Linked DNA regions of Homo sapiens: region 2 is linked to region 1. A link is a loop called in an ENCODE intact Hi-C map of the cell type or tissue named here. Cell type or tissue: heart left ventricle. All regions are shown on one strand. Each heading gives the region's core, and the rest is flanking DNA. Links, peaks and the distances in the headings are about the cores only. Region 1 overlaps FYN (FYN proto-oncogene, Src family tyrosine kinase). Region 2 has its middle 57 kb from the start of CCN6.

Region 1 (2,808 bases), core at 234-2,733:
TCCTCCCACTCCCTTCCCTGGTGGAGCCCTGGTGGCGCTGGAGGCCACAGGGCTGGCTTTGTTAAAGTACAACATACACCGTGGGATGTGCATGTATGTATGTACCCAGAGGCGGTGTTCCTGCTACCCAGCAAGGGGCAAAGGTGCTTCATTGACCCGTTGTAAGTGCTCAGTGTCATGTATTAGGACATTATTAAATTTGAACCCCTTTTGCAAAGTATTTAAGTTCATCCATTTTATTCCTTGTTTTCACATTTCAAGACTAGTCGTTTACCATCTACGAACAGTGACTCTTTAAAATGTAATACATGTTTTACACAGAGTGGAGTATTGGTCACAGCTGAGGGTAGGTTTGTTGTTTTTTTTTTCCTATTGTGATAAAAAGAAATCCTGGTTTAGAGCCCCACCCAAGCATTTGATAAAATTGTTACCGACATAAAATGCTACACTACTGAGCAGATCAAGGCTGACTTCTGTTGGCAAATAACTACTCCCTGGCTCCAAGGCTCTAGGGCTCCCAGCTCCGGGGCCCACAAGCCTACGAGCAACTTTGGGGTTTGGGGGTAGACACTTTTCTTGGTGTGGGGTGTGGTGGGGGCACAGAATCTTTTAGCAAGTCTTTAAATCAGAGGAACAGAGACAGCTGTTATAAAACCTTAAAAGCCATTCTAAACCAGCGCCAGGCTTTAAATCATATATTTGAATTAGAGCAAGATAACAAAGAATATCTCACCAAGTGCAAACTGAAAAATCTGAACTATAAGAACCGTTTAAAGAAATACAGCTTTAACAATGCTAATTACCCACAGTAACTCAAGAAATAAAAGATAACATAGTAGAGATCCTATTTTCCTAAATCAACATGAATATAGAGTATATCTATTTATAGGTGAATTGGTGCTTCTAGTGTATCAAAAAGATGACTTAATTCACTCGCTCAACGGCTCTCAATGAATATTTTGAGTCTGTACCAGCCTCTCTAGGCTCAACATGTGAGGTTTACTACATAATAAACATTGAATCTTTGTCACTTTATGTCTCCTTTGATGAAGAAGATGACCCTAGAAAGCCTAGAAAAAGAGAAATCAAGGATTTTATCTTTCTCATGAGTAGCTGAAAACCCTTGTGAGATTAATAGGGTCAAGTGAGAAAATCATGAATTCCTGATTCATGACTTCAGAATGAGCTGATAATTGCATTCTGATCTGTGCTACACTATTTAGGTACCTAGACCAAAATGAGATAGTTAATGCTAGATTTGAATTGGAAATGACTTCATTAATGCCAGATCACCTGAATAAGGCTGGGCTTGTCCCAACCTGCAGCAAAATGTATTGGCTTCCCGCCCCTATTGACAGTCTCAGATACCCTAAAATTGATGCTAGCCATTTTTTTCTTAATTTAATTCAATTAGAACTAACTTGATGAAGGTTATCTTGCATTAAAAAACAATAAGCCTCTGCTACAAGCACTTAATTTTTTCCTCGCCATTTTGGAGCATTTCCCAGGCTGGGCGGGAGAGGGTGGAGGGGGAGGAGCTGGGTATTGTTATTTTTAATGATGAAATGTCTCCATCTAGTGGAACTTCAGAGCAGTAAACCTTGTCACTATATTAAAGTGAAGATTATGTCTCCAAAGCCATTTTCCTTAAACACATACAGTGTTTAAAGAAAAAAATAAACTTCCACATATGTTCTTAGATGATATCCTTACAACTGTATGTATTCCTTTTGGAAGGCATAGAAATGAGACCAGTACAAACTGTTAACATTTTTAATGTCATGATTTGAACCTCAAAGAGAGGGGTGCTTACAATAGGGGAGCAGCACAGTGCAGATCCCACCCAGTTGGTAACGATCTAGCTCTTAAGTTGGGCAGTGGGTTCACGGGGTTCATATATACTGTACCTATATTCTTCAGTATGTATAAATATTTCCTAACAAAGATCTAGACATGAACTAAATTTAAGATTATGAATAAATCTAGACATGAACTAAATTTTATGAATAAAGAACTTTCTGAATATGAGTACTGTACTTTTGCTGGATTTGTAATAGGGTAAAAAGGAGAGATTAGGAAACTAAATTAAAGCATAAGGTTTTAAAAACCTTTGCTGGCACCTTGGTTTTTTTTGTGGGCTATTCTGTTACTTATGCCACCAAACATTTTCCCACAGCAGCACCCCCAGCACATGCTGGCTGGTCACCTTTGTTCTGTTGCTCTATTAAATCCTATCTGGAGGCGTTGCTCACTGCTCACCTTGCTCAGAGAGTCCAGCTTTAGAGAGCGGCCTCTGGAGTAATGCTTGAGTTTAATGTGGAGGCTGATTATTCTCTACCTGATTAAATCTGTCTGGGGAGCATCTTTACCATGGCCAGAAGCTAACACATTTTTTTTTTCCCCTGGCTGAAAGCTTTGACACAGAACTCAGCCAAAAGAACGATTTTTTTTTAAAATGCCTGAAGTTTTGCTTGCTGCCTCCAAGGACCAAAAAAGGAGGAAAAGAAGGTCCTGAGCCCCAGGAGATCAGATTTGCTGGGAGGTCTGATTTGCTTGAGGGCAATCATGTCGTTGACTGCAGGCTGGTGGAAGGTTCTGCAGATACTCAGTGGATGTCAGAGCCGCAGCGCCACATCCATGGCCTCCCCGATGTTAATGGGAAGAGGTACACACTCCATTCCTGCTCTTCATCACAGGTAGCCCTGTTTGAATCTAAGCAGATGAATTTGAACTGCTTAATGTACTCACTGGCTTTAAGATGAGAGTAGCTACAAGATCCCCTTTCACCTCCTCTGAGAGCTCCCCAGA
Region 2 (2,808 bases), core at 301-2,800, 290 kb before region 1:
AGTAAATTCTTTTAGTAGCCTTGAGTTCTCTCAGGCAGGTGCTTTATGGGGGCTAGGGTCATCTGAGGGGTGCAGCTTTGAGTTTTTTGATACTTTGTTAGTGTTTGTTCAAGTGTTTATAGATCAAGGTCGAGCCCCAGTAGAGAAGAGGGCTCAGGGGAGTCTGCTAGTTTGGTCAAGAAGAGAATCTTTGTGGGGACAATGGTTGTTGCTAAAAGAAACTAGGACAAGTCTAATAGAAATTGTATAAAGGGTATTCACATGTAATATACTTCTTGCTTCTGATGTGTACATTTTCATAACTCTGAAAATGTCTCTGTAAGTTTGTGTATTGATAGGGCACGTGGATTAGGCCCTGAGAGTTAAGGCCCTTTAAGCAAATGCTTGGGTCCTTGATCTAATACTACTGGGAGGAGGAAGCACAGGTGAAATTGAGAAAGCCCCAAGCACCATTATGTGCTCATAGCTTAAAACACAACAGCAAAACATGGAGCATTTCTATGTTGAAGCTTGGTTAAAAGGCAACGGCAGGCCAAACCCAGTTATTACAGCAAATATGTACTGCAAATCTATCTGCCTTCAATTGGTTGAAGTTACAGGAAAATATATTCCCTCATTCCCTAACCCCCCAAACCCCTTGCAAAACACATCCCACAAATTCCCATCCCCAACAGCAAAGTCATGGGCCATGAACTGCGATGTTAGCCTTTCTCTAAAGAATCTGCTCCTGGCTCCTGACAGAGTTTGGAAGTCATCCTCTGGCCCCATTCTTCGCTGGGAATGAGCGCCATCAGCCTGTGCACACACTTGGCCTGCACATCACCCTGGAGACTCAGAACCTGGCTTCAGAAGAGTGGGAGGGGCAGAAGACGGAAGCAGAAAGCAGGGGCGAGGGCAAGAACCCCCTGGAGCTGATTGCTGCTCTGTGAACGCACCAAGGTCAGGGGAAGGAAATCTTCAATAGTCGACAGCCTCAGGTAGAAATGGAGAGCTGGCCACCTCTAGGGAGCGGCTGTCAGTGAAGAAGGGTGAGCGGGAACCCCTGACCTCCTCACAGCGCCCGGAGACATTGCTCTTCTCTCCTACTCTCCTGTCCGCTATTTCAACCACACACACACACACACACACACACCCTGCAGTAAAAGAGTTGATGCTTTCCTATGGGAACTCTCTGGTTGAAATCCTAAAGGCAAGTGAAAGGGCTTTTTAAAACCAATCCCAATGATCCGTTTGAGGGAAAAGAAATAAGGCAATGTTTGGAATAGCATCTCCAGCACTGATGGGAGTAAGTGGTACCAATGAAGTGAAATCCTCAGCTGTCAGTCCTGGGCTTCTCTACCAGGGGAAACAATGAGAAATGTTTTTTGTTACCTCGCCTTTGTTCGTTGGAAATTTGATCAGAATTCCCATGTCTGCTATTTTCCTTCTGTACGCTTAACCAAATGCAAAGTCTCAGGCTCACGCTAGAGGTCGCTGTTGATCACATCCGAACCTCACCTCCCAACGCAGGCAGGAGAGGCAGGCTCACCGCCGCACGTCTTCACTGCAGTGGGAACAGCCTGCAGGCTTTGGTGGCAGGAAGATCAGTTTGGCCACACCCGGTTCAGGTACAGCGCATCGGCCTGCGAGGACGTTGCTTTTTATTTCACAGACAAAAGTATAAAACGAGGATAAAGCAGATAATTAAAGGTGCTTCAAATTAATTTGAATTTTTTTAAGTACTGCATAATTTATGACGTTTCAACACTTCCCTTCCCCTCCCTGTCTGACCCCCCAACCATATCACTTCTTCCCCCACTTCCATTAAGCAGTTTGAGGAGTGTACAATATGAAGGACTTGAATAAAAGCCCAGGCTTAAATATGGACCATACCTGCAGTTAGCCGCTATCACTGACACCACTGGGCTTGTATCCTTCCCAGCTGGTTCTACGCCCAGAATATAAAACAGCTAAGAAATAAAATGACAAGACAACAGGGCCGATAACATTGTAAGCAATTACAGCCTCTCTTGATGCTGAGAATCCTAAAGACGCCACCCAAAAAGCAGTATTCTAATCGAAGGCCATTATTAATGAACCAGATCTCTGCTTGGCTGACTCCTATTCTTCCTCTCCTAATTATATTCATCTGCTCCTTCTTTGGTCCTAACTTTGGAAATTGCTTTCAGCACAGACCAATCCCAAAGGCGAGCTGGAAGCCAGAGCTGAAATAAAAGTCGGCGGTATTATCATTTTGAGGCAAGTCACGAAGTATTTATTGTTTGCTGCATTTCCACTTCTGCCCTTGACTCTAGACCCAAAGTAGAATTGCAGTGGTGATGCAGTGACATCATACACGCAGACACCGGTGCAAAGCAGTGTCTCATTCAACATTAAGATTGTGGCACTGACGGCAAGGCTTAGAAAAATTCCCAAAAGATAGGGTCCAGAGCACTGGTGTCAACTAAAAAAGGTTTATTGGTAAAGAGTGTGGCTTTGACAACCCCCGACATGGGAAGAGAGCAGAGGCTGCAACAGCCTAGCAGGGGCCAGGATGCAGCCACGACCGTGGCTTCTGTGAGGAGGCTTATTACATGAAAGCAGCCGAGAACTTATTACGAGAGGCAGCCTACACTTGGGTCCCAGGCGGAGGTGCTGTCACTGAGTAGGATGAGAGGAAAGGAACCTCTAACAGTGTTATAGCAGGAGGGACATGGCATAGGTGTAGTTTAGAGGGAAGGAATCTGACTGTACATATTTATTTATTTATTTATTTAGAAGGAGTCTCTCTCTCTTGCCCAGGGTGGAGGGCAGTGGTGCGATCTCAGC

Evidence for each region. A loop is a pair of places that touch in the nucleus more often than their neighbours do. Peaks named below come from ENCODE experiments on the same cell type or tissue, not always from the same donor. Only the 100,000 strongest peaks of a DNase experiment are listed, where the experiment ranks them.
Region 2: it touches region 1 in a loop (9-fold over the local background); 103 of 110 quality-filtered maps call a loop at or near these places.

What each region holds. Positions count from the first base shown.
Region 1 is chr6:111,708,835-111,711,642 of GRCh38, reverse strand. The region is part of intron 5 of FYN (FYN proto-oncogene, Src family tyrosine kinase); the gene reads left to right. Among named protein-coding and RNA genes, the nearest start is that of TRAF3IP2, 100 kb to the right of the region's middle. RefSeq lists an enhancer at 1,284-1,413. In heart left ventricle, for the core only: a CTCF peak has its summit at 1,588 (motif pointing left); a DNase peak (open chromatin) is centred at 1,512; H3K27ac peaks cover 853 bases.
Region 2 is chr6:111,995,985-111,998,792 of GRCh38, reverse strand. No RefSeq gene overlaps it. Among named protein-coding and RNA genes, the nearest start is that of CCN6, 57 kb to the left of the region's middle. In heart left ventricle, for the core only: a CTCF peak has its summit at 1,472; a DNase peak (open chromatin) is centred at 1,512; H3K4me3 peaks cover 656 bases; H3K27ac peaks cover 857 bases.